4 separate regions of the Homo sapiens genome follow, and regions 1, 2 and 3 are each linked to region 4. A link is a loop called in an ENCODE intact Hi-C map of the cell type or tissue named here. Cell type or tissue: IMR-90. All regions are shown on one strand. Each heading gives the region's core, and the rest is flanking DNA. Links, peaks and the distances in the headings are about the cores only.

Evidence for each region. Hi-C counts contacts between places; a loop is a spot of excess contacts. Peaks named below come from ENCODE experiments on the same cell type or tissue, not always from the same donor. Only the 100,000 strongest peaks of a DNase experiment are listed, where the experiment ranks them.
Region 1: it touches region 4 in a loop (2.9-fold over the local background); 4 of 110 quality-filtered maps call a loop at or near these places.
Region 2: a loop joins it to region 4, with 4 times the contacts of the local background. A loop is called at or near these places in 10 of 110 quality-filtered maps.
Region 3: a loop joins it to region 4, with 2.4 times the contacts of the local background. A loop is called at or near these places in 3 of 110 quality-filtered maps.

What each region holds. Positions count from the first base shown.
Region 1 is chr11:58,023,532-58,030,898 of GRCh38, forward strand. OR9Q1 (olfactory receptor family 9 subfamily Q member 1) reads left to right here and starts at 350. Exons shown (of 3, transcript NM_001005212.4): 1 at 350-573. It overlaps LOC107984331 (a long non-coding RNA gene), which reads right to left and starts at 888. Exons shown (of 3, transcript XR_001748218.1): 1 at 556-888. It also overlaps the pseudogene RNU6-899P. In IMR-90, for the core only: no CTCF peak of the experiment used is centred there; DNase peaks (open chromatin) are centred at 1,290, 3,970 and 5,430; H3K27ac peaks cover 3,437 bases.
Region 2 is chr11:57,813,405-57,820,771 of GRCh38, forward strand. CTNND1 (catenin delta 1) reads left to right here. Exons shown (of 21, transcript NM_001085458.2): 18 at 907-969; 19 at 1,990-2,096; 20 at 2,511-2,597; 21 at 2,893-6,136. The coding sequence ends at 2,904. TMX2-CTNND1 (TMX2-CTNND1 readthrough (NMD candidate)) reads left to right here. Exons shown (of 21, transcript NR_037646.1): 19 at 907-969; 20 at 1,990-2,096; 21 at 2,893-5,776. Among named protein-coding and RNA genes, the nearest start is that of CTNND1, 55 kb to the left of the region's middle. In IMR-90, for the core only: no CTCF peak of the experiment used is centred there; no DNase peak of the experiment used is centred there; H3K27ac peaks cover 207 bases.
Region 3 is chr11:58,056,912-58,064,278 of GRCh38, forward strand. All of the region lies in intron 2 of OR9Q1 (olfactory receptor family 9 subfamily Q member 1), which reads left to right. LOC124902674 (a long non-coding RNA gene) reads right to left here and starts at 1,024. Exons shown (of 2, transcript XR_007062672.1): 1 at 772-1,024. RefSeq lists enhancers at 1,121-1,801, 1,802-2,481 and a silencer at 2,106-2,400. In IMR-90, for the core only: CTCF peaks have their summits at 3,106 and 4,216; DNase peaks (open chromatin) are centred at 2,240, 3,060 and 5,100; H3K27ac peaks cover 3,890 bases.
Region 4 is chr11:58,282,567-58,289,933 of GRCh38, forward strand. No RefSeq gene overlaps it. Among named protein-coding and RNA genes, the nearest start is that of OR10W1, 18 kb to the left of the region's middle. In IMR-90, for the core only: a CTCF peak has its summit at 3,896 (motif pointing left); a DNase peak (open chromatin) is centred at 3,895; H3K27ac peaks cover 199 bases.

The DNA of each region.
Region 1 (7,367 bases), core at 1,209-6,208, 260 kb before region 4:
AAAACAGGTAGCTAGAAATGGAAAGGAAACTAAGTACGCTGCCAACGTACAATCAGGAGCATGCAGCCACCCTTTTATTACATCAGTATATATTTATTGCATGTAGACTACATGTCAGTGACTTTGGCATTAGCAACACAGTAATGAACAAACAAACAAAGGCACTATCTTCAAGGAGCTTCCTTTTGTGTGTGTGTGTGTGTGTGTGTGCGTGATGTTATAGACAAACAAATAAATATCTACCAGATGGCAATGAAGCTGTGACCCAAAAAATCAAACTGAGAAGAGGGTCAGAGAGTGAAAGGAACTGCGTTTTCAGATAGGTGGTCAGAAAGGGCCTCTCTGTTAAGGTGGCCCTTGTGCAGGGAATTGAAGAAGTGCAGGAGGATGCCACACAGAGATGGTAGAGGGAGCGAAAGGAGCAAAGGCCCTAACTTTCCCTTAATGATGTCTCCTTCCATCTTTAGTCCAGCCCAGCAATGTACATGTTATCCTTCCCGTTTGAAGATGAAGACACTGAGGCTCAGAAAGATCAAACGCCTTTCCCAAACTCACAGCTACGGCCTGACGGAGGTAGGGTCAAATGCAGCTCCACTGATTTCAGAGACGGTGCTGTTAACACAGGGGGCTGTCTGCATGTTGGAAAGTGAGATGTGCTGTTGCTGTCACGTTGCAGTGGGAGTGGGGAAGCAGGCTGTGATGAGCTAGACCCAAGAGGAATCAGAGAGCAGGTCTCCGGGCTTCATCCTGGGCATCTCCTAGCCCCGCTGTCTGTCTCATAACACCCACCCACTGCGCCTGCTCACCTCGGTTTGTTGGCTGTTTTTTTTTGAAATCATTTCCTGGATCTTAGTAAGTTTATTTTCCAGTTCCTTTCACTTTTTGGGACTAGGCCCCCAGATGCCAGGTGGAGAGAACTGAAAGAGGGAGAAATCCAGCGTTTCTCACCAGGCTTGTCACGTAGCTACACAAGCAAATAGCTACAGGAACCAAGTTTCAATTTTCGTGCATGGGCCTCAAACTGTTTTTCCATATTTGTTAGGGAAAATCTTGGCCAGGGAGCACCGTCTTTTGAGGACACCAAATTGGGCCAAGTTCCTGTGCGGCCTTTCTCCTTATTTAGTGATTGCCCCGTGTGACCCTCTCCTCTCTGGCTGACCTCTTTTTTCCTGCATGGCACTTGGTGGATAAAGTTCCCTGAACCTTGGAGAGGAAGCGGATGCTGTTAATAGCCCTGGGAGTGTGACTGTGCTTTGCAGCTCACTGGAGCCTGTGGGATATTCCTCCAGCCTTGGCGGGGCTCCGAGCTGCAGGGAAATTAACCTCAGAGTCAGGGCAGGGAGCCAGGGTTGCAGGCACGTTGTCATTGGGTGAAATGAGATGGCAGAGGAAAATGGCACGGTGTGGAGGCTTTTTTTGTCAGAAGCTCTGGGGTTTGGCTCTTCTCTGTGCCATGTAGTTCTTTGATCTTGCCCAAGTTTACTTACTGTCTCTCTGAGCCTTCAGTGATTTCAATTGCGTGAAAACCAAGACAAATAACACCTCTATATCAAGAATAGTTCATAGGATCATAGTACAATATTGTGGGGATTAAGCCAGATGGTATCAGCCCATCAGAATCTAGCCCATGGGAGGGGCTCCGTAAATGACCCTTTCTTTTTGAGACGGAGTCTTGCCCTGTCGCCAGGCTGGAGTGCAGTGGCGCGATCTCAGCTCACTGCAACCTCCGCCTCCCGGGTTCAAGAGATTCTCCTGCCTCAGCCTCCTGAGTAGCTGGGGTGCCCGCCGTGCTACTATAGGGTGTGTCCTACAGGCGCACGCCACCATGACCAGCTACTTTTTGTATTTTTGGTAGAGACGGGGTTTCACCGTGTTGGCCAGGATGGTCTTGATTTCTTGACCTTGTGATCCGCCCGCTCAGCCTCCCAAGGTGTTGGGATTGCAGGCGTGAGCCACTGCGCCCGGCCTCCTTTCTCCCTTTTTGGAGAGAAGCTCATCTTCCTACCAACACATGACCCGAAGACGTGTTGGGGCAGGGGGGAAGAGGAGTAGAATTTGGATGCTCTGGAACTCTCGCTCAGAAAGAGTTTCTCATTAGACTTGTCTCTGATGACTTCAATGATTCCATCAGATATTCATTCCGTTGGGTTAGGCATTGCCTCCCATCTAGGTTGCTTTCATTTGATTTCAGTTAGAAGGTGGTGGAGCTGAGATTTGAAGGCATCAGGTGGTCTAATGCCTGAATGTAGCCTTAACCACTGTGCTCTCCTGACTCTCTCCGTGGACCTCACAACCTCTTCTAACAATTCCTCTGGGCATATTACCTACTTCCACCTGTCTCTCCCCTGGCTTGCTGGGGTGCCTCCCCCTCCCTCTACTGCACTTGGTTTTGTCAGTTAAGGATTGCCTTCTTTCCACCGTCCCCCACCCTCAGTGTGATTTAATTGGGAAATTGTTTCTTGATCTTACCTGTCCTGTCTTCCTTGTATGCCAACTTCACTGCCCCCTACTTTGTTCTACCAGACACATTGCAATTAGCTCATCACATCTCTGTTCTAACCCTTGAGTACTTCTCTATCTTTCCTAAAAGACACAGTTCTTAAAAGGCAGGACTTGCAACTCATTTTGGGTTAGAGGCCTGATGCCTGGTACCATGCCTAGAACTCAGGGTCTCCTTGATGAATGCTTGAATGAGGAACTGGCAGGCATAGAACTGTGAGTAAACCACTTCACTGAGTTAACAAATTAATAGGTTCAAAAATTTCCAGGAGTTAGATAGTTGTGAAATTCTGTCTCTCAACCTTTTTATTTTTTCCCAACTTTTATATTCAATGGTACATGTGCAGGCTTGTTAAAAATATGGAACATGGCTGGGCATGGTGGCTCATGCCTGTAATCCCAGCACTGTGGGAGGTCGAGGTGAGTGGATCATTTGAGGTCAGGAGTTCGAGACCAGCCTGGCCAATATGGTGAAACCGTGTCTCTATTAAAAATACAAAAATTAGCTGGATATGGTGATGCGTGCCTGAAATCCCAGCTACTTGGGAGGCTGAGGGAGGAGAATCACTTGAACCTAGGAGGCGGAGGTTGCAGTGAGCCGAGATTGCACCACTGCACTCCAGCCTGGGCAACAAAGCAAGACTCTGTAACCAAAAAAAAAAAAAAAAAAAAAAAAAAGATATGGAATGCTTCACAAATTTGTGTGTCATTCTTGTTCAGGGGCCATGCTAATCTTCTCCGTGTCATTCCAATTTTAGTATATATGATGCCGAAGTGAGTACTATCTTAATCTTTTTAATGAATCAGTGTGAATTAATATACACTAGAGAAAGAAGTAATGAGACATTTAAAAATTATTTTATTCTTTTAACTCTTTGAATGTTGTTCTCCATATATCAATCCAATCTATTTGACAACTTGAATTCATTTCTTGAGTCTCTCAAAGAATGCAATTTGGTGTCAGGCAGTAGAGGAAGAACTGATGGCGATTCAAGCATTTTTCTAGAATCATTCAGTTTAGATTTTGGGTTTCTGATTTGGAATTCAAGAAAAGCTTCCCTTGCAGTTTGTTAATTAGCATTAGGGTAGGGGGAGCAGTAAGGACTCACTGGGCTTCTGTGCAGGTGCAATTGCCCACGCATGCCCAACCAAACCCTGGGTATCAGTTGTCCCCCGTCTCCCATTTCTCTGCAGAACAAGAGACAACAGATAATTTGAGGACAGTTTGGCTGCTTGGTGGTGGCAGAGGTGGTATGTGTGTCCATAAAGTAGGGTAACTACTGCTTGACACAGTAAAGTGGTGTTCTTTTTCGCTCATGTAACAGTCCTGTGTGAGTCTAGGGCAGGGATTGGCAAATTACAGCCCATGGTCCAAATCCAGCTTGTAGCCTGTTTGTGTATGGACCATGAGCTAAGAAAGGGTTTTACGTTTTAAAGAGTTGCAAAAACAAACAAAATAAACCCACAGAGAAGAATATGTGGCGGAAACTGCCTGTGGCTCATAAAGCTTAAACTATTTAAATCTGATCCTTTACAGAAAATATTGGGTAATCCCTGCTCCAGGAAGAAGTGAGTCGTTTTCTTCAGGGATCTAGGATCCTGCCAGCTGTTGGCTCTATGATGGGGAAAGAGATAGTGGGGAAACTGCTCCTGCTTCTTAAAAAAATCTCAGCCCACAGGTGAAATGCCTCATTGCCTAGATGCAAGGGGATAAAAAGCCGTCGGCTGTCCCTCTCTCCTTCTCTCTTATATCCTACTTCTTTACCCCTCCTTCAGCTTTTGAGAAACAAGAGCAGATCCTTTCAATGTAGCTAATCTGGGCCTGATACAAAGGCCACAGGTTCTGGCACTCTCTCTCTAAGCCATGGATCAGAGAGCTGAAAGTATTAAAAAATAATACCTGCTCTGTACCAGGCCCCAGGGTGGATGTCGGGGGGGCATCTGTACCAGGCCCCAGGGTGGATGCTGGGGCACCTGCTCTGTACCAGGCCCTGAGATAGATGCTTGTGGCCCTTGCTTTGTACCAGGCCCTGGGGCAGATGGTGGGAGAATCTGCTCTGTGCCAGGCCCCATGGTGATGCTGGAGAAACCTGGTCTGTACCAGGCCCCAGGGTGGATGCTGGGGGCACCTGCTCTGCATCAGGCCTCAGGATGGATGTTGGGGGTACCTGCTTTGTACCAGACCCTGGGGTAGATGCTGGGGGCATCTGTACCCTCCACCGTGGTTCCTAGGTCAGAGCAGGTGCCCTCTGCATTTGTTTGCTTGACCTGCATACAAGTTTGGAGGAATGAGATAAGGAAAAAGCCTTCCTAGTGAAGACAGGACTATCAAACCTGAGTCACAGATGAAAGGACAGGTAAGATTTAGAAAAATAGTAAGAATTTATAGATGACACAAGAGAGCTAGTAAATTGCAGACCCAGGGCTTGATCCCAGAGCTGTTTGACTCTAAATCTCATCCTCTCCATGACTATGAAAAATAATGAATTTTTCAGAGAATTTGACTGTGAAACTGTCTAACACCGTAAGTCAAGTCAAACTTCTAGAGCATCTGTGTGCAGTATCTCCACTGGGAAGGGTGATCATTGTTTGGAGGCTGCTACATTGTAAGTGAGGTTGCAAACGAGATAAATGGGTGGAAATTGCATCCTGAAATTTCCTTGAGCCAACAGAAGCATGAAGTGTCTGGGGCTGCAATGCAATTATGTGAGAGGAAGCCAATGTTTATAGACTTCCCACTGTGGGGATGTTAGGCATGGCGAAGACGCACGCAGAAATCTGAAAACTTTGGACTTGTTTATTTCTGATTTTTTATCTCTACATGCTTTCATTGCCAGGAATTCTGAAGCCAGAAGGAACTTGCTAATTATTTATAGGGGAAAGAGCAAGGGCTTTAGACCTTGGCAAACCTGGATTCAAATTCCAGTTCAGGAATCTGTGACTGTAGCAAAACACTATTTCTTTTTCTCCAAAGGGTCAGAAATAGTGAATAATTTGCCCAAGTTACACAACTAGGGTATAACTGCTTTATTTATGTTACTGCATAACAAAGCAGCCTAAAACTTAGTGGTTTAAACAGCAATCAGTTATTTAGCTCACAGATTTTTAATTTGGGGAGGGCTCAGAAGGGAAGGCTGGTGTCAGCTTGGCCAGCTCAACTGGGGGCTGAATGATCTATTTCTCAGACAGCTTATTCATCCGGCTGGTACGCTGCTGCTGGCTGTCAGTGGAAGCTTGGCCAGGCTGAGGCCTGAGGGACTTAGTTCCTCTCCACCTAGGCCTTTCCACAGGCTGGATAGGCTTCCTCACACTACTGTCACTGGGTTTCAAGAAGCAAGAAGAGGAAACTGGGGTTTCCAAGTCCCGGGCCTGGAACCTGGCACAGCATCACTTCCCCCTTATTCTGTTGTTAAGCAGTCACAGAACCCAGATTCAATGGGAATAGCCATAGACCTCACTTTTGGATGGGAAGAGTGTTCAAGAATTTGGGGCTGTATTTTAAAACTGGCACAAAAATGGAGATATTATATTTTCTCATTTAATTCTAAAATGAGATAGGAAGTAATCTCTTTGGAACTCTTGTATTATCTGTTTTTTAAAAAATGGGATTATTTAGTGATTCACTCATGGTCACATATTTCAAGTTGATATTGGAGCTTAAATTCAAACCCAGTGTGGATTCAAACCCAATTATGTTGATTCTATCTCTTAATAGTCATATTCAGTCTCCTACTGGCATTTCTGCAGTTAAAGTCACCATCACTCCATGCTATACTTGCAACAACCTCCTAACCCAGCCTTCCTGCCTCCTCCTTTTTTTTTTTTTTTTGACATTAAGTCTTGCTCTGTTGCCCAGGCTAGAGTGCAGTGGCATAATCTCAGCTCACTGCAACCTCTGCCTCCTGGATTCAAGTGATTCTCCTGCCTCAGCCTCTTGAGTAGCTGGGATTACAGGTGCCCACCACCACGCTGGGCTAACTTTTGTACTTTTAATAGAGACAGGGTTTCACAATGTTGGCCAGGCTGATCTTGAACACCCAACCTCAGGTGAGCTGCCTGCCTTAGACTCCCAAAGTGCTGGGATTACACATATGAGCCACCGGGCCCGGCCTCTGGCTCTTATCTTGTTCCCCTCCAAACCTGCCCCTTCTAAGGGGTAAAAAGAATAGCATTGCTTCTCTGCTTATAATTCTTAAAGTCTCCCTGTGACCTTTAGACTGAAGCTCAGCTTTTTCCTTTCCCTTAATTTGGTTGCTAGCCCTTCATGGTGTCCCAGCCTACTCCTCAGGCTCAGAAACAGTCATTTTCTCTCTGTATCTTATTCCAGGAGATGTCAACATGTAGATTTCCCCCTTGACATTTATTGACTCAAACATGATGCTAAGTGCTTTACAGGAATTATCTAACTTACATTTTCACAACAAATCTGTTAGGTTCTCTTTTATTTGAATCTAGGTATGCTTGCTTGGGAAATCAAGCTCTTGAACTCCATGGTAAACTGTCTCTACTTGAAGTTTCCCCAATGCACAATCTCCTCTCTGATGTCTGGAATTTTATACTTGTGATGTCTTCTCTCTATCTCTACCTTTTGTCTCACTAACTTATACTTCCTTTTCAGGTTCAGCTATAGACAGTCTTCCCTCCAGGAAGATTTCTCAAGACTGGTTGAGCTTCCCTGATATTTCTGCTCATAGTATCCTGCCTTATTCTTAGCCAGTGCATTTCATTTTGTACTAATATTATTTGTTTTCTCATGTCCCTCATGAACTGTGAATTCTTTGAGGGTAAGAACAGTGTGTTGACATCATGTTTCTCTTCTGAAGTGAAAGGCATTTTAGTACAACATCCTCCAACCTCACAGGTTCTCT
Region 2 (7,367 bases), core at 1,457-6,456, 470 kb before region 4:
GTGTAATGCTATGTGTTAGCATTTTGAATATCTGGATAACTTGAAGCAGTATTTTGCAAGTGACAAATACATATGTCAAAATCGTACATAGGTAATTGATCCGTTAAAAGTGCAAGATGGACCAATGGATTTTAACTAAACAGAATATGAAGTGATTGTTAATTATAGATTCCACATTACTGTCAACCTTTAAGAAACTACTACTAATTAGTATACTATTAAAGAAGAATAACCACAATTATCTGAAAAGACTATTAAAATCATCCTCTTTTCCAACTTTTTATCTGTGTGAGGCTGGATTTTCTTGATATACATTAACTACAATAACATATCACAAAAGATTGAATGCAGAAGCAGGTATGAGAATCTAAGCCAAATTTCAAAGAGATATACAAAAATGAAAAGGATGTTATTAAAGATTATTTATGATAACATGTAAGAAGTTTACCATTAAGTGAAATAGATACTTTAAACTTGTCAGTATGGTAACAATTAATACATAAAACTCACACCAATGAAGGTTCTTTAGATCCTTATAATTTTTAAGACTGTAAAACGGCCTTGAGACCAAATAATTTGAAAACTGCTAGTTTAGATGGAATTGTTTTTTGATTTAAGAGTCTGTAGGGGCCAGGTGTGATGGCTCACACCTGTAATCCCAGTACTTTGGGAGACTGAGGTGGGAGAATCACTTGAGCCCAGGAGTTTCAGACCAGCCTGAGCAACATAGTGAGACCTCATCTCTACAAAAAGCTTAAAAATTATCCAGGCATTGTGATGCACATAGTTGGTGCTAAGTAGAAGTGTGAATGAAGGGAAGGAAGGAGGACCAGAGAGCAATTTTCATGATGTGTACAGATTTTGAAGAATTGTTTTTGACATGGATAACTTTCTGACTTCATACAGATAAGAAACCTGATCGGGAAGAAATTCAGATGAGCAATATGGGATCAAACACAAAATCACTAGGTAGGTGATTAATTCCTGCCTAAGGATGTGGAGTAATATTTCACTGGCTAAGGAGAGCTGTCTAGCTCTATAGTTTTTTTTCTAATACCCTTACCATTTACCATCCTGGGAGAGCATTGGCTGATCATTTCCATTTTGAAGGATGTAAGGAAATTTAATAAAATCTGATCCGTCTACTTTTTCTACATTCCTACATGCTCAAAGGTTTTCAGAAATCTTTCTATGCCTCTCCTATTACTACACATTCAAGTTTGTAGCCCATTATATTCCTACCCCAGTCTCCTTCTCTGGAGTGAATGGATACATCTGTTTCTGCCCAACTATTCTGCTTGCTATTCTATCTATTCACTCTATAGTTTGATTCTGCTCATGTAATACCTCTTACTGGTATGTCCTTCCCTTTTGTCTTTCTAAATTCTCTTTATCTCCAAAGGCTTAACTCAAGTCCTGTTTTCCCTTGTCAGGTCCTTCCTAACGATTGCAGCATATTTCACTCGCTCTTCTTTTAATTCCCATAACCTTTTCAGACAAACCTCTTGTTTAGCTTTATTATGTCATATTCTGGGTATTTTATACATATTGTCTTCCATCTTAGATTCAAGTTCTTTTTTTGAGACAGAGTCTCACTCGTTCACCTGGGCTGGAGTGCAGTGGCGTGATTCTCATACCTCAGCCTCCCGAGTAGCTGGGACTACAAGTGTACACCATCACACCTGGCTTATTCTTATATTTTTAGTAGAGATGGGGTTTCACCATGTTGGCTAGGCTGATCTTGAACTCCTGGCCTTAAGTGATCTGCCCGTCTCAGCTTCCCAAAGTGCTGGGATTACAGGCATGAGCCACCACGGTCAGCCAGATTCAAGTTCTTTAAGTCGGGGACCATCAGACTTTAATGCCTTTGTGGAGCATTTGACAAGCTCAGTTCCCAACAGTGATGCCTAATTACACCTATCTGTTTGATATACGTTTTACACTAGAGGGGAATGTCATATTTCTGTGTACTTTTTTTTTTTTAACCAGATAACAACTATTCCACACCAAATGAGAGAGGAGACCACAATAGAACACTGGATCGATCGGGGGATCTAGGCGACATGGAGCCATTGAAGGGAACAACACCCTTGATGGTAAATTCTCTTTATATACTGCTATCTGTCTAAGGCTAGTTCTATTTTGAAGCCTATGTGTTTTGTGAAACACAAAAAAAAGTACAGAGAAAGATCGCATCCTTTTCTGGTAGGGGTTTTCAGGAAAAAGTAAGAGTTCTGACTCATGTTGGGATTTCTTGGGCCGTTATTCTGCAGTGGTCAAAATGGGGGAAGCATGTCTGTAAAAGTGTTACTGATATGACTAACACTAACTGATCTACTTTCAAACATTACCTTTTTCCTCTCCCTCCCTGTTTATGAATGTTTTGCCCTTCTCTTACTATTATATCTTGTTTTGTTTGAGTTTACAAATTTTCAGAGTTTCCCTAGCTCTGGCACACACTCATGAGGTTCCTGTCTCTACTCATACTAACAAATTGCATGTGTTCACAGCAGGACGAGGGGCAGGAATCTCTGGAGGAAGAGTTGGATGTGTTGGTTTTGGATGATGAGGGGGGCCAAGTGTCTTACCCCTCCATGGTATGTCCTTCAGTCACCCCCAAGATTGTTCTTGAGGAAGGAGGCTCCTGAGTGCCAGCAACTTGTCAATCACGCTAATCTGATCAGGCCAGAGACTAAGTAGTCTCAGCCACATGGGGCTCGAGGGGTTCTGCTTTTGTGATTATTACCTCTTACGAGTCTGGGACATGCAGCTGGTGATCTGATTCTCCGTTATGTGCTGCTTTCCTTTCTCCAGATTTGCTCAACTTTTTTGGGGGGGGTCTCCTTAATCCCAACCCCATTAACATTCTCTCTTTCTCTTTTTTCTCCACAGCAGAAGATTTAGCACCACTATCTCCGTTCCATCTGGGCTTATATGTACTTTTATTTTTTGGTGGTGAAATTGACTGATGATTTTCCTTTTTCTTCGCTGGACTATTGTGCCAACTGCCAGGCTGCCTCCTGCCCTTACAGCCCTAAGTGGCTGCCTTCTTTCCATCAACTCCCAACTTCTTCCTGTGAAGTTTAATTGTCTCAACGCCTCCCCCTCCCCCATTCCCTCCATTTTTCTCCCAAGAAACCTGACTCAATTATTTGCATATTTTGAGAAACTGCTGCAGATTAGTTCTTTTTGCCAGTTTTCCCTGGAACTCCTGGCCTTTTGTGGAGGGGAGGGATGGAGAGAATAGGAATCTTCACTAGAAGCCGTGGGAAGAATTGGAAGTTACATGCTGTATATGCAATGTCCAGCAGTCTGATAAACTGACGATTCTTAATCAAGATTTTTTTCCTGATGGGGAAGGGACTTTTATTTTCTTTTAGAGAGGGGAAAGTGTGAGCTCTTCCCTTATTCCTAATGGCTATTTTTGAAGCAAAGAAGGCCAGCAACATTGGCACATGCCACCTGGCAAAGGACCCTTGAGTAAGTGAAGGTCTCCTAAAACTGGGATTAAGAAACCTTGCTCTCCTCATCTCCAAGGCAGGGACCATCAAGAACCTACAGACTCCATCTCTTCTGCAAGCCTCATGCCAACCCTGGGCTATTGCTGCTGCCCCTTAAACACAGGCTGTCCTTAACCCACCTCTCCTGCCCTGTGATATGTCTGCTGAGTTGGCCTGGCCATTTCCAAGAGGCTGTAGAAAGGGGAGAATGTCAAGGAAGACTTTTGGTAGAGAAGGAGCAGAAAGATGTGTTTTTGGGAAGAAGAAGACCTCTAGGAGGAGCTAGTAGGAATGTACATGAAGCAATTAGTCTGAAACTGGCTTCCCCACTCCCCCGTTTCTCCTTTTCCTATCCTTATAGGCCTGTCCCTTGCCTCTGCCCTGGATTGGTTGGCAAACTAAAGGACTTGATGTACATAACTCCTGTCCCTTTTCCCTTACAAGGTGGGGATTGCCCCTGGCTTTGCCTCTTCTTTGTGCCTTTGGCCTGGGGTGCATCTCCTCCCGCCCTTCCATGTGCCTTTCTTTGCCTCTGCAGTCTCATTTCTCATAATTTTGCAAATTATATTTTGTTGCTTTCTTACCTACTATTGGCCCTAAATAGCAGAAAGAAGAGAAGTGACCGAGAGAACCTCAGATTCTTCATTGAGGATTGGTATAGCCATGATTTCAGTCATAGCAAGCTTTTGCTCAACAGCATATGGGTGGGATTTTGCAAAAATCCTATTCTGATGAATCTCAAAGTAAGGCTGGTAAGAGAAGTGAGTGGTGTGACTCTTACTCCTTAGGTGCCCAGAATTTACCATCATCTCTGAAGGAGTTACAGGGAAGTGGTCTCCCCAATTCTCCCCTCCCTCCAGTATTGCCCCCTCTCACTTTAGCATATATTAATTAGCAGGTTGGGCTAGAGAAATCAGCTGCTATGCGGGTTGATTATTATTATTATTTCTAATCCTTTTCCTTATTTGCCTTCTACTCCCCTTAATCTAATCTAAAAGCTCTGTTCCATGCAACTGGAGTTCCTTATCCCTCTCTTCCCCTTCCCTTATATATTGAGGCTATGGGGTAGGAGAAAAGTGCACAACCCACCACCCCCTTTACTCGTGCATTAAAATTTCTTATTTACCCTTTTCCCCCTTCCCATTTCTTCCCACTTTCATCTACCTTTTCTGGCAAAAAGGAGCCTTTTGCTCTCTGTGACCCTAAGAGCACACTGCACAGGGAAAATTGCCCCATCCAGACCTGGCTCCACTCTTGATCTCTCTTGTCCTCTTCTGCTCTTTTCCTGGTGCTCTTTTTTCTCGGTGGGGTGTGGGTAATAGAACAGCCGTGGGCTTTTGGGGACCTTTAACTTTTTTTTCTCTCTTTTGTTTATAAAAAACACTAAACATTCAATTCCAGAGAACCAAAAATCCCACCTTCCCACCGAACACTACTAAGGGGCTTGTGTTCTGCTCCATACCTTTTCTCTTTTCTTTCTGTCTTGTTAATGCTTTTAAAAACAAATGAGTTTTTTATATAAATAAAGTTTTTAAAGTGTGTATGTGGGGGGTCTGTGTCATTTCTTCACTTCAAGCTGTTATTTCTTCCCTGCTTTGCATCTTTGTTACTTCCTTATGTATCAGTGTCCTTTCCAGAGCAACCAGAAGGAGGTTATACCAGGATTTATTTTGAGCTCAGCCCCAACTCTTTATCAAGCAACATTCTTGTTAACTATATGTGAAACATTTTTTCTTCTGAAGATTCTTAAAAATTGAATGTGGCTGAAGTTGAACATGGGAGCTTATTGCTAATTTAGAGATAGGAAACTGAAGCATAAAGAATTAATGACTTACTTTAATTACTGGAATTCTTCTGCAACATTTGACAAAACTAACCTTGAATAAGGCCCACTGTAATACGTAGCTCTCTTAAATATAACACTTAGGACTAGAAGATTAGAAACTACCAATCCCAACTACGTAATAGGAAAATGTAGGATCAAAAGGCCCATGTATATAAGTACTGACCACTGGGCCATAATGTTGCTTCTCAGGCTATATGCAGTCCTTTAGTCAGAAGTCAATAGGCCTATTTATTAATATTTTACAGACCATATTACCTGGATTACCAGGGACTATCTTTGCTGCAGAGATCAAGGGTTAAGATCTATGGGAAGATACTTATTTTTCTGAGGTCCTTATGTCCTGTCATATAATTAAAGACTCAAGAGAATTTATGTGAAATGCTTTCTGTATGCCCAAATCTTTAGATTAAAATTATATAGCTGCTCCTGATGATGGTCCTGTCTTGTTTTATTGAACTAGGACTTGGGTATGAAAACTTTCATGGGCTAGTGAGACCAGGAAATCAACTAGCTTTTAAAGCTTGATTTGTGTCTAACAATTGTAGTGTTAGATTAGAGGTTGAAGTACAAAGCCAAAAAGCTATTAAGAGTTTACTTTCCAAAGAGTTTTGATAGCCCTGCTTGAGATGATTTTTATCTAAATAGAAAAGCCTGGCTGCTTGTCAGCAACACTTTATTTCCCTGTTATGTTCTTATCCTTTGGCATTGAGCTAGATACAAACCCTACTCTTCTCTCTTCCTTCTGGATTGGTCCATTTGTTTATCTCATTCAATAAATATTTGCCAAGCACCTCCTATATGCTAAGCGTTGTGTCAAGGTTAGGTTTAGATTAGAGAGTGAAACAGATGGATCTTTTCTCATAGATTGCAATCCATGAGAATCCTCTATAGCTAAGATCTATGATCAGACGAGATCGTGTGCGTTCAGGGTGATATGGCCATAGACAAGATCTATGATCTTAAAAACACTTCTCTCTGTGCCATATCTAAATACAATGAGATGTTACACAGAATGATGTGTAAAGGCCCTATCTCACAAGTTTCTTGACACTGATGTACTTTGTGACAGAGGTCAAAGCTGGGACCTCACTTGGCCACTTTTTTTTTTTTAGACAGAGTCTTGCTCTGTCACTCAGGGGCACAATCTCGGCTCACTGCAACCTCAGCCTCCTGGGTTCAAGCGATTCTTCTGCCTCAGCCTCCCGAGTAGCTGGGATTACAGGTGTGTACCACCACGCCTGGCTAATTTTGTATTTTTAGTAGAGACAGGATTTCACCATGTTGGCCAGGCTGGTCTCAAACTCCTGACCTCAAGTGATCCACCCTTCTTGGCCTCCCAAAGTGCTGGCATTACAGGTGTGAGGCACTGCGCATGGCCGGCCACTTGTTTTTCTTGCTGAACTAATTTTCTTTGCTACAAACTGGAATCACCTCACCCAGGAAGAACTAAGAACCAGTCTTTCCATATCATTTTTTTCTCATTTTGTCTATTTTTATATCTGAAGCAAAGGTTCTTAATATTTTCATAGATGGAATTGACTAGACCTAGCCCTGTATATCTGAGCAAGTTACATAAGAATTCCCTGTATGCTTGTTGAAAATGCAGAGTCCCATGTTCCATTTCCAAAAATCGATTCAGTAGGTGGGACTGAGGAATCTAAAATCATGGTAAGTCATCCAGGTTATCCTCTTTTTTTTTGTTTTTGTTTTTGTTTTTTTTTTTGAGACGGAATTTCACTCTTGTCACCCGGGCTGGAGTGCAATGCCACGATCTCAGCTCAGTGCAACCTCTGCCTCCCGGATTAAAGCGATTCTCCTGCCTCAGCCTCTTGATGAGCTGGGACTACAGGCACCCGCCACCACATCCAGCTAATACTTGTATTTTTAGTAGAGACGGGGTTTCACCATGTTGGCCAGGCTGGTCTTGAACTCCTGACCTCAGGTGATCCATCCACCTAGGCCTCCCAAAGTGCTGGGATTACAGGCATAAGCCACCATGCCTGGCCCATCCAGGTTATTCT
Region 3 (7,367 bases), core at 977-5,976, 230 kb before region 4:
GGCTCCAAGAAGCACACTGTAAAAATTACTGATCTGTACCCACTTTCCTAAGGCTTCCATGGTTATACAATTCAGGTTTTTTTTTTTTTTTTTTTTTTTTTGAGATGGAGTCTCACTCTGTCACCCAAGCTGGAGTGCAGTGGTGCCATCTTGGCTCACTGCAACCCTGCCTCCCAGGTTCAAGTGATTCTCATGCCTCAGCCTCCTGAGTAGCTGGGACTATAGACAACGCCATTACACCTGGTTAATTTTTGTATTTTTAGTAGAGACAGAGTTTTACCATGTTGGCCAGGCTGGTCTTGAACTCCTGACGCTAAGTGATCCACCTGCTTCCCAAAGTGCTGGGATTACAGGTATGAGCCACTGTGCCCAGCCCAAGGTCTTTTTGATTAAAGTACCTAATGACCAGAGAGGAAAAAAGACCTCGAACACAGAGAAGGCTGATGACTAGGCCAAGCACTCAGACTCAGCTCTTCCTCTAGCTGAAAACCTAGTGTTCTTCTCTTGGTGTTGTTGGTTGAGGCCTTTGTCCTCTGAACTCTATTTCATCTCTTTGAGCTTGTTCTAGCATTACCTCTCTGACTACGAGGAAAACACCACCTCCCTTCCCTTCCTGTCCTTATCCCTGAGCAGCCCATGAAGAATGGGTGTCTGTGCTGGATTGGATGTTTTACATTGCAGATTTACCAGTTTTCTAACTTTGTGGTTAACTCTTTCCTACTGTGAATCTCATATGGTTTTTGTTGCATATCAGCATTGGCATGTAGTGACCTGGATGGCAGGACAGCTGTGTTCTCTTCCAGCTCTGCCTCCCCTTTTTGGTGATCTCCCTGCTTCGTGCTGGACCAGCAGATTTCTAAGGCCCTTGGCAGTTTTGATGTCATCACCATTATTAGCAGCAGCGTCACACCACCTGGAGAAAAGCTGTAGCCCATAACATGCATTAATCACCAGCCAGCATTTGTATGCATGATCTCTTATTTTCATAACAACCTACCACGTATATATTATTATACTCAATCTACATAGGAGAGAACTGAAGCTCAGGAAAGGTAAGTGACTAGGCCGCAGAGAAATCCCATATTGAGATTTGAGCCCATATCACTTTTGTTCTAAATTTGATGCTCCTTTCATTAGGCCACACTGCCTCTCTGCTAGTCTAAAGCTCACAGAAAGCTGGAATGGACAGGGACTGGGAAAGGCTTCTTGGCCACTCACCTGAGAAAGCCTGGCTTCCCATGCATTGGCATACGTGCCTCCCAGGAATGGTCCCTCTCTCTCAGAGCAGGACATCAAGTTCTGATAGGCAACCCACAGGGCTTTGGCTGCCAGGTAGGCTTGGTAAGTGGCAGTTAGATCAGGAAGTTTGAAGGCAGACAGGTGGGCAGTGGTCATGTTCTCCAGCCCTGTGCGATGCCAAGCCCCTTCTCTGGCACTTTGGATGGAAGCCCCTAATCCAGACCACCTGTATCCCTGCACTCCTCCCACAGCTTCCTCATCAGACTGTTGCCTGGCTACACGGCTGGGCGCAGCGCCAACAGGAAGTCCTTAAAGGCAGGTATTATTCCTAAGTGTATGGTCAGGCTCAAGCTGCCATTCAGCAACTCGTGGGCTTTGGGACCCAGCACCGAGGGGTTATATGTGAAGGAGGTGGAAAAGATCCACATCCTCCCATTCACATTGTTCTCCTGAAGGGCCCCCGCCAGGAGTCTGAAGTGAAAATGGTAGCAGTCACAGACAATGACGGTGGCAGCAGGGGTTTAGGCAATGACGGTGGCCATGCTGTTGATGCTGTCATCTACACTGCTGATCTTTGAGAAGGCCATGCAGCCACCCTCGCCCCCGATCTGCTTCTGCAGCTGCTGATCCAGCCACTCAAAGTTGCTGTTGTCATAACTGACCAGGCCTACTCAGGTCCAGTTAAAGTAACTCAAGAGCTTGGCCAGGACTCAAGGCTGGTGGGTGCTGCTGGGCACTGTGCGGAGGAAGGATGGGAACTGGAAACAGTTGGAAAACTGGGGGCGCTGAGATCCATGGCTGATCTGGGGGAAAGGAACAGAGCTGTACATTCCTGGCCTGAACACACTTGCTCAGGATCCACAAATGTTCTCACCAGCCTTGTAACTTGGCCTCATTTTTCCCTCTCTGGCTTTTATTTCTAATTATTATCTCACTGGCCTTTGATATATGCTGTTTCCAGGTCCTTCGAAAGCCTGTGGGCTCAGGCCTAAGAAACCAACTGACGTTTTTAGAAAGGAATGCAGCGGACTAAAGAATGCCAACATATCTTCCAGTGGGGGTGGGAGAAGCAGAGAGGTAAAGATGTGCTAACGGCTTTGTTTCTCTCTATACATTGTATAATTCTTGGCATTATTTGAAAGATAAAGGCTCAAGTGAATTAAAAGCTGTATAATTGTTAATAGAATAAAAACAAGATATATAAATTCCAAAGCAGCAGAAGGAAAATAATTGGAAAAAATGATCAAATTAAAAAAAATTCAGGGCCGGGCACAGTGGCTCATGCCTGTAATCCCAGCACTTTGGGAGGCTGAGGCGGGCAGATCAATTGAGGTCAGGAGTTCGAGACCAGCCTGGCCAGCATGGTGAAACCCTGTCTCTACTAAAAGTACAAAAATTAGCCGGGTGTGGTGGCGCATGCCTGTAATTCCAGTTACTTGAGGCAGAAGAATTGCTTGAACCCGGGAGACAGAGGTTGCAGTGAGTCAAGATTGCACCACTGCACTCCTGCCTGGGTGACTGAGTGAGGCTCTGTCTCAAAAAAAAAAAAAAAAAAAAAAAAAAAAAGGAAAGGGAGAAAGCATAAGAACTAGAAAACTAAATAAAAATCTCTATTATTTCTATTATTATAGTTTTATTAACAGAAAGCAATGACCCAGCATAATAAATAGAAATTATATAAGATGGCAGAATACCATCAAACCATATCAGCAGTCAGCTTAAATGATAGGTTACATTACCCTACTTACGAAGAGCGTGCTGTATTCTCTACTTGCCTGTCTTGACACACTCTCCAGGCTTCTCTGTAATAGCTCTGAGCTCCAGAAGGGCTGATCTTTGTGGATTGTGTCAAAGAGCTGCCCTGCCCTCTGCCTTCTGGTAGGAGACTTGCTGGGAGACTTGGGGTAGGGGGAAAGTGAGGTTGAGGTATTCATTTCTCCCTGCTTAGCCATGGGTGGGCAGTGGCTGCCTTCCTCAGCTCTGCTTCCTCTCCCAAGGATGGAAACAGCTTCCGACTGTGGCTGTCCTTCAGGTGTTTCACCATTATCCCTTCCCACTCCTTTGAAAGCAGCCCCTTCATCTGGGTTTTTCCTTTTCAAAGGTAAAGAGGGGAGAATTGAGCTCTCCTGTCATGGGGCAGCTGAGTAAAGATTTTGACTATAATAGATGGGAAATTTTCAAACTGGATAAAAATCAAGCCGGTTATTTGCTATTTAGAAGAAACACAAGTAAAGCAAAATAACAAGAAAATCTAATATCAGGGGATGGGTAACATAAAAATCTTAGGTGAGTCCACTTGACCTGGAGGCTCTCCAGCCCTCCTGCCTAAGGAAAGCTGGGAGGCTTTTGGAGCAGAGGGGAAGGGGTTGTCAGTGTAGAGTGTGATTTCTGGTGGGCAGACCTAGTGGGTGCCCATATGATGTATTAAGTTTTCTTTAACCTGTTTATCAGCAAAAAATATTTCAGGAGCTATGGTCAGGAGTTCGAGACTAGCCTGGCCAGCATGGCGAAACCCTGTCTCTGCTAAAAGTACAAAAAGTAGGGGGGTGTGGTGGCTCATGCTTGTAATTCCAGTTACTTGGAAGGCTGTGCTATGGTCAGTTGAATATTAAACTTAAGAAAGAGTCATGAAATTAAGAGAGCACTTTTTTTTTTTTGATAGAGGAGGATAAGAACAAAACACAGTGTGGCCTGTTTATTGAGGAGTCCCAAACCTGCCGTACAGCCTTCCCTGATCCCTGCTCCTCAAGCTGAGATCTAGTTCTTAATTCTTGGTTCATGCCAGCCCTGGGATCATCGCCTTTGTCACATCATTGCTGAACTCTTTCTACTTCAGACTGTTCGAGTTCATGCCTTTTCCTCTCCAATCAGATTCTAAGCAGGATCCATTCAATTTATCTTAGTTGTTGAGTGCATGAGTGAATGCCTGTTCTTTTCTCTTCTCTCCTGCTCATCTTCTTCCTGCTTTCCTTCCCCTACAGGCTCCTCAGGTCAGTGCAGGGGCTCACTGTCAGACTTTTCCCAGCCTACCATAAGGAAGCTGTCCTACCAGATATGTGCAGACAAGTTCTTTTACTTCAAAGTTTTTGGTGAGTCTTTGGCCCTATATTGGGCAAAATTACACAGAGGACGTGGGAGCCAGCTTTTCTCCAAAGTTAACTGCTCCTTCCAGGCTTGCATTGTATCATCATTATCACTAATAGCAATTCCAACTAACAGTCATTGAGGGTTTAAGTACCAGGCCCTGGTTATTCCATTGTTAATATCCACAATGACTCTAAGAGGCAAATACATTATCATTAACCTTTGTTACCTTCGTTTTGTAGATGAGGAATGTGAAGCTCAGACAGATGACTCAATTTGTCAAGGTCACATAATCAGTAACTAGCGTTTGTAAGATCCAGGTTTGCTGACTGTCAAGCCAGTGCCCTTCATTGTTTCTAGCTCTTCGGCTTCCCAGCCCACCTCTGTCCAGTGATCTCTGTTGGTGAGTTGTATGAAATGAGGTGGGTCCTTTGATTTTTAGGGACTCTGGGGTTTTGGAAAACCAGAGTCGGCAACAGCAAGGGCTATTGCAAAATGCTCAAGAATTTCTTAAGATGTAACACATTTGGAGCTCCCTTGGATTTTTAGCAAGTTAAAGGTAGCACTTAGCATATGTTAAGCATTGAGGTGCCAGCGGTGGTTACAATCTGCTCTGTAGCTTCAGAAATGTCTCGGTTCACACCCATTCAACAGATGCGATCTGAACAACAGCTACATGCCAGTTCGTATACTAATATGAGCAAAACCTACTTGCCAATCTCAAAGATCTCCTGGTGAGTGGTACGTGAGCAACAAGATGATGTCATAGTTTCAAGAAAGGGGAACTCACCCAGAAATGACTAGTATAGGTAGGAATGGTGCAGGCTTCCCAAAATCATTGCCAAGACCAGACACCACTTACTAAGAGTGAGAAATGTAACTTTCAACGTGACCAACATTGTGTTGGCTGGTCAGTGTATTCTCTCCCTACAGAAAGTGTCTATCTGAAGCCAAATTATTCTCAGAAGGATTATCCATAAGCCTAGCATTGTGGCACAAAGAAATAACTGGACCATTGTGGCTCTGAAGTCAGACCTGCCTAGACAAACAGAGTTTAGCTCGGCTGAGACATCCTCTCCCTTATAAAGGACGGAAACACCCACGTAGGTTGAGCCACTTTTTAGTTGATTGGGTTATCATCTATCTAGGAGAGAGACTCCCTTAGTTACATTCCAGTCCTAAGGATATGCCTGGCTCACCTCCCACATCTCCCCAGCATCAAGCCCAAGGGTCCTTTGTGAAGAGGTTAACCTCAGGCAATCTAAATTCGTTTTCCTAAGGATCAGCCTTGGAGGTCACACACTCCTAGGTCTAGATCCCCTAAAAATTGAACTCACTTAGGATGTAGGCATCTTCTCTCTAGCACTGTGGGGAGAATGGTCTTGGGTCTAATACTACCTGCTGTGCTGAATGAGAACTCAAAGCAGCCTGCAGGCATGGGGATTGTACTAATTTCATGCACTTCAGCTTTTTTAGTTAAGGCAATCAAGATCTTAAAAAAGTAACTTATTTTCATGCCTTTGTAAGACTTTTCATGTAAACAAAAAACTAGAAAAAGCAATCCTGTCAATTAGATGTCTTGAGGTTTGACTTAGAAGACATCATTCTAAGCCACTGTAACCTAACATTCTAATTTGGAGGCTTGAGGCTGCGTTGTTCTGCCCTGAGTTCTCTCAAGATAGGCCTTTTGAGAGCCATGTGGGTGCCCTGGAGTTATGGTTATATGAGTTCATGCTTGCCTTCTCTTCCAGAGTGCGAGCATCCCTGAGGATAGGGCTATGGCCTCACACGTGCCTCATGGTACATGTGGCTATAGCACAATTCTCTACACCACTGGTGGTGGTGTGCTCAGTAAACATTTGGAAATAGTAACCAGTACAAAAAGAGGGAGCAGTTTCATATAGGGCAGTTTCCCTACTATTTGCTTCTGTACTTTCTTTTTCCCCTGGAATCAAGGTCCCTGGGTTTTAATCTCAAAATACTATTTATTAGCTATGTGACTTTGGACAAGTAACATTTCTTCTCAGGTTCAATGTCATCATCTGCAAAATGGGACTAATTATAGTATCTATTTCATAGGGTTGTGAAGATTAAATGAGATAATAAAAGAAGATAATAGCAATAGGAAATACTGATATTGCACTTACTATAAGCCAGGCATTTTTCTAAATGTTTTACATGTATTAATTTATTTAATCTTAAGGATTTGAACACATGCAAAGGATCTAAAAATCACCTTTCTACTAGTAAATATCCAGTAAATGATAGATATAGTTATTATTAGAGTTACTCTCAGCCAATATTGCAGAAGAAAAAAAGCATGTGATAAACTCATTTCTACTAGGGTGTGACTGACTGACGATAGGTACATATCACTCCTCCTAGAGAATAAAGTGTTTGCATCTAACTGGATATTTTTAATTGTGGCATTTGAAGCCTCAGTGGAATTTACAAGGGAAGATATTTAATTTTTGGGGGGGTGAGTTTTAAAGGTCACAATCAGGCAGTCAGGTACCGTTCAGGCATGCCAAGGGAAATAAATATTCTTCACCTGGGAAATAATTTCATAAACATTGCCTCCCTGCCTAACAGATTTAATATATACTGAAGATCATACTGAAATCTAGGCAAATGTTTCAAAGAAACATCAAGAAATCCAGTGGAATGGTTTGTCACTTGTTCAACTTTCCAAATTTCTGGGAAGGCTGCAAAGGAGGAATGAGATGATCCTAGCCTGGGTTATAAATCTTAGATGCTGTCATCAGCCCTCAGATCATGGTTGGTTGGCGAGTGCAGGGCCTCCAGGGATTATTAATCCTGGGGATTCCAGCCTGTTTAAGACATCGATAGGACAATTATGGGAGTTTAGCCTAAGTTTGCCAAATTTTTATTTTGCCACAAAAAGTTAGTGATAAAACCACCATCTAAGGAGGGTTGGTGACCTCACACCAACATGCGCATACACTGTGTCATTTCTTTGTCATTCTGTTGCAAATCAGAGAAAGATAGCCGCAAACCAGCACTAGTCCATGGACCAGCATTCA
Region 4 (7,367 bases), core at 1,279-6,278:
CCTTTACTGCAGGTCTGCTGGAGTTTCCTGGAGGTCCACTCCAAACCTGTTTGCCTGGGTATCACAAGTAGAGGCTGCAAAACAGCAAAAATAGCTGCCTGCTCTTTCCTCTGGAAGCTTCATCCCAGAGGGGCACCTGCCAGATGCCAGCTGAAGCTCTCCTGTATGAGGTGTCTGTCAACCTCTGCTGGAAAGTGTCTCTCAGTCAGGAGGTATGGGGGTCAGGGACCCACCTGAGGAGGCAGTCTGTCCCTTGGCAGAGTTTGAGCACTGTGCTGGGAGATCCACTGCTCTCTTCAGAGCTGGCAGGCAAGAATGTTTAAGTCTGCTGATGCTGCACCCACAGCTGCCCCTTTCCCCAAGTGCTCTGTCCCAGGGAGATGGAAGTTTTATCTATAAGCCCCTCACTGGGTCTGCTGCCTTTCTTTCAGAGATACCCTTCCCAGAGAGGAGGAATCTGGAGAGGTAGTCTGGCAACAGACACTTTGCTGTGCTGTGATGGGCTTTGCCCAGTTTGAACTTCCTGGTGGCTTTTTTTGCACTGTGCAGGGAAAACTGCCTACTCAAGACTCAGTAAGCTCGAGCATTCCAGGTTGACTTTAGACTGCAGTGCTGGCAGTGGGAATTTCCAGCCAGTGGATCTGAGCTTGCTGGGCTTTGTGGGGGTGGGACCCACTGAGCAAGACCACTTGGCTACCTGGCTTCAGTCGCCTTTCCAGGGGAGTGAACGGTTCTGTATCTCTAGTGTTCCAGGCACCACTGGGGTATGCAAACGAAACAAAACAAAAAACTCTTTCAGCTAGCTCAGTGTCTGCTCAAATGGCTGCCCAGTTTTGTGCTTGAAACCCCAGGCCCTCAGGTGCCTGAAGGAATCTCCTGGTCTGTGGGTTGCAAAAACCATGGAAAAAGTGTAGTATCTGGGCCAGATAGTACCATCCCTTATGGCAAAGTCCATCATAGCTTCCCTTGGCTAGGAGAGGGAGTTCCCTGGTCCTTTGCAATTCCTGGGTGGGGTGACACTGAACCCTGCTTCACCCTTCGTGGGATGCACCCACTATCTAACCAATCCCAACGAGATGAACTGGGTACCTCCATTGGAAATGCAGAAATCATACACCTTCTGTGTTGGTCTCATTGGAAGCTGCAGACTGTAGCTGTTCCTATTTGGCCATCTTGCCAGATCATCAAAGAGATTCTTTATGAAATAATTTCACTGAGAAAAACAGTTTAACCAGAAGATACTGGATTCACACTTTAGTGAGGGCTCTACCTAATTTGCTGAAGAGCTATCTTATGCCTAATTAAAAATGGAAAAAATAATCCTAAAATTTCTATGGTACCACAAAACACCCAGAATAGCCAAAACCATCTGGGCAAAAAGAACAGAACTAGAATCGTCACATTACCTGACTTCAAATTATACTACAGAGTTGCAGTAACAAAAACAGCATGGTACTGGCATAAAAACACATAGAACAATGGAACAGAATAGAGAACCTAGAACTCAATACATACATCTACAGTGAACTCATTTGCAATGAAGGTGCCAAGAATATACACTGGGGAAAGGACAAGTTTCTTCAACAAATGATGCTGGGAAAACTGAATTTGCAGAAGCGTGAAAGTAAACCCCTATCTCTCACATATACAAACAATAAATCAAAATGGATTAAAGGCTTAAATATAAGACCTCAAACTATAAAACTGCTATAAGAAAATATTGAAAAAACTCTCCAGGACATTGGTCTGGGCAAAGATTTCTTAAGTAATACTCTCAATCACATACAACCAAAGCAAAAATGGGCAAATGGGACAACATGAAGTTAAAAAGCTTCTGCGCAGCAAAGGAAACAGTCCACAAAGTGAAGAGAGAACCCACAGAATGGGAGAAAATATTTGCCAACTACCCCTCTGACAAAGGATTAATCACCAGAATATATAATGAATTCAAACAACACAATAGCAAAAAATCCAATAGTCTGAGTGAAAAAAGGCAAACTATAATTTGGAGATCATGGCAGATGGGAGGCAAGACTAGATTTCAGCTCCCACTCAGACAGACAGGACAGCGTGTGGAGTCTCGCATTGTGAACTTTTTCTCCAGAACGTCTGCAGGAATACACTAGGAAAGCCAAGAGAACCCACAGATCCTCTGAAGGAAGTGGATTGCTCCTGCAGGACCTGGGAGACACCCCAAATACTGTGAGTGCCCAAACTGTGGAAGTGGGAAAGGGAGATCATCTGCCCCTGAACACACACACCCCACTGGGGAATCTGAGGTCTAGATTATGTGAGAAGATTCTGACCTTACTGGGAACGGAGTCAATTTAGAGAGCCAAGCAAAATACAGGGGTAGAGGAAGCAGCAGGAAAATCCCTGTGAGCTTGCTGGGTCCCCTAGCAAGCCATTTCTGCCTCACCTCTCAGGGGTCTTTGAGGAGGGCTGCCAGAGGCACTGGGAAGTGTCCTAGGGAGGAAGAAACCTCCAGCTGAACTTTGTAACAATTTGAACCCATAGAGAAGTCTCCTGGCCAGAACTTTGGGGAGGGCGTGAATCCAGCATGCAGACTCCATAGGCCAGAAAAGAAGGAAAGCCATATTTGCTTTCACAGCTGGGAGGTGGGTGGCCTGGGGCAAGTTATCAGCCCTGCTCACCCACTGCCTGGAAACAGACTCAGTGCTGTTGGCAGGGGCACAGTGGGAGTGACACAGGCCGTTTGGGGTGCATGGGAGCTGGGTGAAGCCTGTGACTGCTGGCTTTCCCCCACTTCCCTGACAACCTGCAGGACACAGTAGAGGCAGCCATAATCCTCCTAGGAACACAACTCCATTGACCTGGGAAGCTTTCCCCTATCTCCCACAGCAGCCACAGCAAGACCCATCCAACTAGAGTCTGAGCTCAGACATGACTAACCCTGCCCCCACCTAATGGTCCTTCTCTACCCACCCTGGTAACTGAAGAAAAAGGTTATATAATCTAGGGAGTTTTAGGGCCCTGTCCACCGCCTGTTCCTCCCCATACTACTACAGCTGATGCTCTCTTGAAAGTGCCACCTCCTGGCAGGAAGCCAACCAGCACAAAATGTGCACTCATCAACCAAAGCTTAGAACCCTCACAGAGTCCACTTCACACCCTTGCTACCTCCACTGAAGCAAGTGTTGAGAGACCCGCAGGTGGTTCACATCACAGGACTCTAAAGACAACCCACAGTACCAGCCCAGAGCCTGGTAGACTTGCTGGGTGGCTAGATCCACAAGAGAGATAACAATCACTACAGCTCAGCTCTCAGGAAGTCACATACCTAGGAAAAGGAGGAGAGTACTACATCAAGGAAACGCCCCGTGGGACAAAAGTATCTGAACAACAGCGTTGAGCACTAGACCTTCCCTCTGACAGAACCTACCCAAATGAGAAGGAACCAGAAAGCCAACTCTGGAAATATGACAAAACAAGGTTCTTTAACACCCTCAAAACACCACACTAGCTCACTAGCAATGGATCCGAACAAAGAAGAAATCCCTGATTTACCTGAAAAAGAATTCAGGTTAGTTATTAAGCTAATGAGGGAGGCAACAGAGAAAGGCAAAGCACAATGTAAGGGAATAAAAAAAAATGATATAAGAAGTGAAGGGAAAAACATTCAGCGAAATAGCATAAATAAAAAATCAAAACTTCAGAAAACAATGGGCACACTTACAGAAATGCAAAATGCTCTGGAAAATCTGAGCAAGATTTCAGGTCCAGGAAGACTGGTGAGCAGGTGTCAGAGAGACTTGGTGGGTTGTCATCAAGTAGGACTACCCTTGAACCTGTGCAAAAGAGACACTAACTTGGTGAGCTCCTTCTCAAAGGAACATATAGGGCCACAGCTGGCTCTTACTCATAAGCACCATCTACTGGTCTTTAGGCCAGACTGCACAGCCCAATATAAAACCTGCCTAGGAAAGTGCATAGCCTAAGACCCTATCCAGCATATTCTACAGTCACACACCCTAGGAAGGGGAGGAAATGTCAAGAAAAAAATATATAAAGAAACAAACAAAAAATCCTATCTGCATGAAAATAATTACGAATATTAGAAGTGTCAGTCTTTCCAGATGAGAGGGAAGAAGTGTAAGAATTCTGAGCTGTGAAAAATCCAAATGTGACGACACTATCAAAGGATCACACTAGCTCTCCAGCAATGGTCCCTACCCAAAATGGAAAGTCAGTAATGACAGATAAAGAATGCAAACAATGAGATATCATCTTACACCAGGCAGAATGGCTATTATTAAAAAGTCAATTTTGGTGAGGATGCAGAGAAAAAGAATGCTTATACACTGTTGGTGGGAATGTAAATTAGTACAACCTCTATGGAAAACAGTATGGAGATTTCTCAAAGAATTAAAAATAGAACTACTATTAGATCCAACAACCCCACTACTGGATATCTACCCAAAAGAAAAGAAATCATCATATGAAAAAGATACCTGCACTCATATATTTATCACAGCACTATTATCAATAGCAAAGATTTGGAATCAACCTAAGTGTCCATCCACAGGTCAATGGATAAAGAAAATGTGGTATATATACACAATGGAATAATATTCAGCCATAAGAAAGGATGAAGTCATGTCTTTTGCAGAACATAGATGGAACTGGAGGCTATTACCTTAAGTGAAACAAATTAGACCCAGAAAGACAAATACCACACGTTCTCACTTATAAGTGGGAGAGAAATAATGTGTACAGTGGGCATACAGTGTTCAATAGCAGACACTGGAGACTTGGAAGGATGGGAGGCTGGAAAGGGGGTGAGGGATAGGAAACTACGTAATGGATAAAATATTATTTGGATGATGGTTACACTGACTGCTCAGACTTTACCACTGCACAACCTACCCATGTAAGAAAACTGCACTTCTACCTGTTGTATTTATACAAATAAAAAAGGAGAAAAAGATTATTTCTTAGTCAAATTACTTGTTTAGGGGCCTTTAAGGAAAACAACTTTGCATCCAACAGTTGGGCTGCACTGTGAAAAAAAAATTATTCTTCAAGGACACAGTTTATAGAAGGCTACAACAAAAGACATTTAAAGGCTATTCTGCTATCTATATTATGATGGAGGTCTTTGCAATCTGTGTCATAATGATTAACTTTGAGAATTTTACTGTAGTCAGTGATACGGTTTGGATCTGTGTCTCATCGAAACTCATGTCAACTTCTAATTCCCAGTGTTGGAAATGGGGCCTGGTGGGAGGTGGTTTGATGATGGAGGGTGGATTTTTCATGAACGTTTAGCAACATCCCCTTGGTGCTGTTCTTGTGAAAGTGAGTGAGTTCCCATGAGACCTGGTTGTTTAAAACAGTGCAGCATCTCCAGTCAATGGAATATTGGAGTATACATGTCAAAATAAAGACCAGTATTACCCTTTAGGAATATTCTTGGTGCTCAAAATAATTTTCCAACAAATACAAAGTTCCCTAAACACCGTCCTCTGAGCCTCCTGTTTCAAGTTTATTCCCATTATGTCTGTCATAGCAAGGTTCAGCCCAAGTCCCAAATTCTTACTGCCCTGGAAAACTGAGACTATATTTATATTTTATATGCAAAAAAGGAGGCTCTGATACCTTGGCTTGGATAAAGGAACAATGGAAGACATTTAATTTTCTTTTGTTACTTTCCTCTGTTACTTTAAAAATAACTCCCTTATTATGGTTTTCCAGAATTTGAAGAAAGCATACATATTCACTCAACATGCCACAAAAATTTCATAGGTTTTGAGCATGTACCTGCCCAGATATTATCTTGCCATATTAAAGTCTGCTAATTTAAAAAATGTTTGTTCTTATTATATTTATCTTTTTCTCATTTTCCTTGGTATAGTAGATCTTTACAATGGAACATATGTTTGATATGTACTCTTTGAGATGTGACTATGACTCTAGGTGATAATTACACAATCTTAAGGTTCACCTATTTAGAGTTTGGTTCACCGTTGACTGATGATTAAACATATTTATATGTAATATGATGTGTCCATCACTGTTCTAAGTTTTGGGGATACAAAGATGAATAAAACAGGCAAGATTCACATTATATCTAGTGAAACAGATGATCAACAGGTTAAATAAGTACATGAGATATTATCAGACAGTGATAAACTCCATGGAGAAAATACAACAAGTTAATGGGATAGAGAATGATTAGAAGAAGAGGCCATGAAAAGCATCTTCTTTGAAGAGGTGACATTTGTGATGAACTCTGTAAATTAAGAAAAAAAATAGCTATGAAATTATGGAGAAAAGCAGTTCAAACAAAGGGGAAAGGGAATAGAACTTGTGAAGGACTTGAAGCTGGAAGAAAGCATGTCTGAAACAACAAGCTACTAAAATTTGATTAGGCATATTTGATTATGAGGATTTTGAAAATCCTATTGTCTTTATGAAGTGCTTCATTGCAGCACTGTCCACAATAGCCAAGATATGGAATCAATATAAAAAAGGCAGTTACCAGAGTCTGGAAACTGGGGAAGGATGGAGAAAAGGGAGATTTTGATCGAAGGGTATAAAGTTTCAGTTAGACTGGAAAAATAAGATTTAATGATCTATTGTACTATATGGTGACCACAATGAACGATAATGTACCATGTATTTCAAAATTGCTAAACGAATAGATTTTAAACATCCTCACCACAAAAAAAAATAAGTCGGTGAGATGATGGATATGTTAACTAGCTTGATTTAATCTTTCTACTGTATACAATAGTCTTCCCTTTTTCATGTTTTGCTATCTGAGGTTTTGGTTACCCATAGGCAACTGAGGTCTGAAAATATGAAATAGAAAATTCCAGAAATAACTCAAAAGTTTTAAATTGCATGTTGTTCTGAGTAGCATGATGAAATTCCCCAAACCAGGATGTCAATCATCCCTTTGTCCAGCATATCCACACTGTACGTGCTACCTTCTTGTTAGTCACTTGTTAGTTGTCTCATGTATAAGATCAACTGTTGCTGTAGCCCAGTGCTTGTGTTCAAGTGACCCTTATTTTACTTAACAATGGCCTCCAAAGTGCGAGAGTTGCAAAGCTAGCATATTGTCGTAATTGTTCTGTTTTGCTATTAGTTATTGTTGTTAACCTTTTTTGTGCCTAATTTAAAATTAAACTTCATCATAGGTATATATGTATGAAAGAAACATAGCATAGCATATATAGGGTTCTGTCTATCCATGGTTTTGTGCATTCGCTGGGGGTCTTAAAATGTATCCCCTTTAGATAAGGGGGGATTACTGTACACATATCTCAAAAGACCATGATGTATCCCATAAATATATGCAACTATTTATCAATAAAAAATTAAAACACAGTAAGAATTAG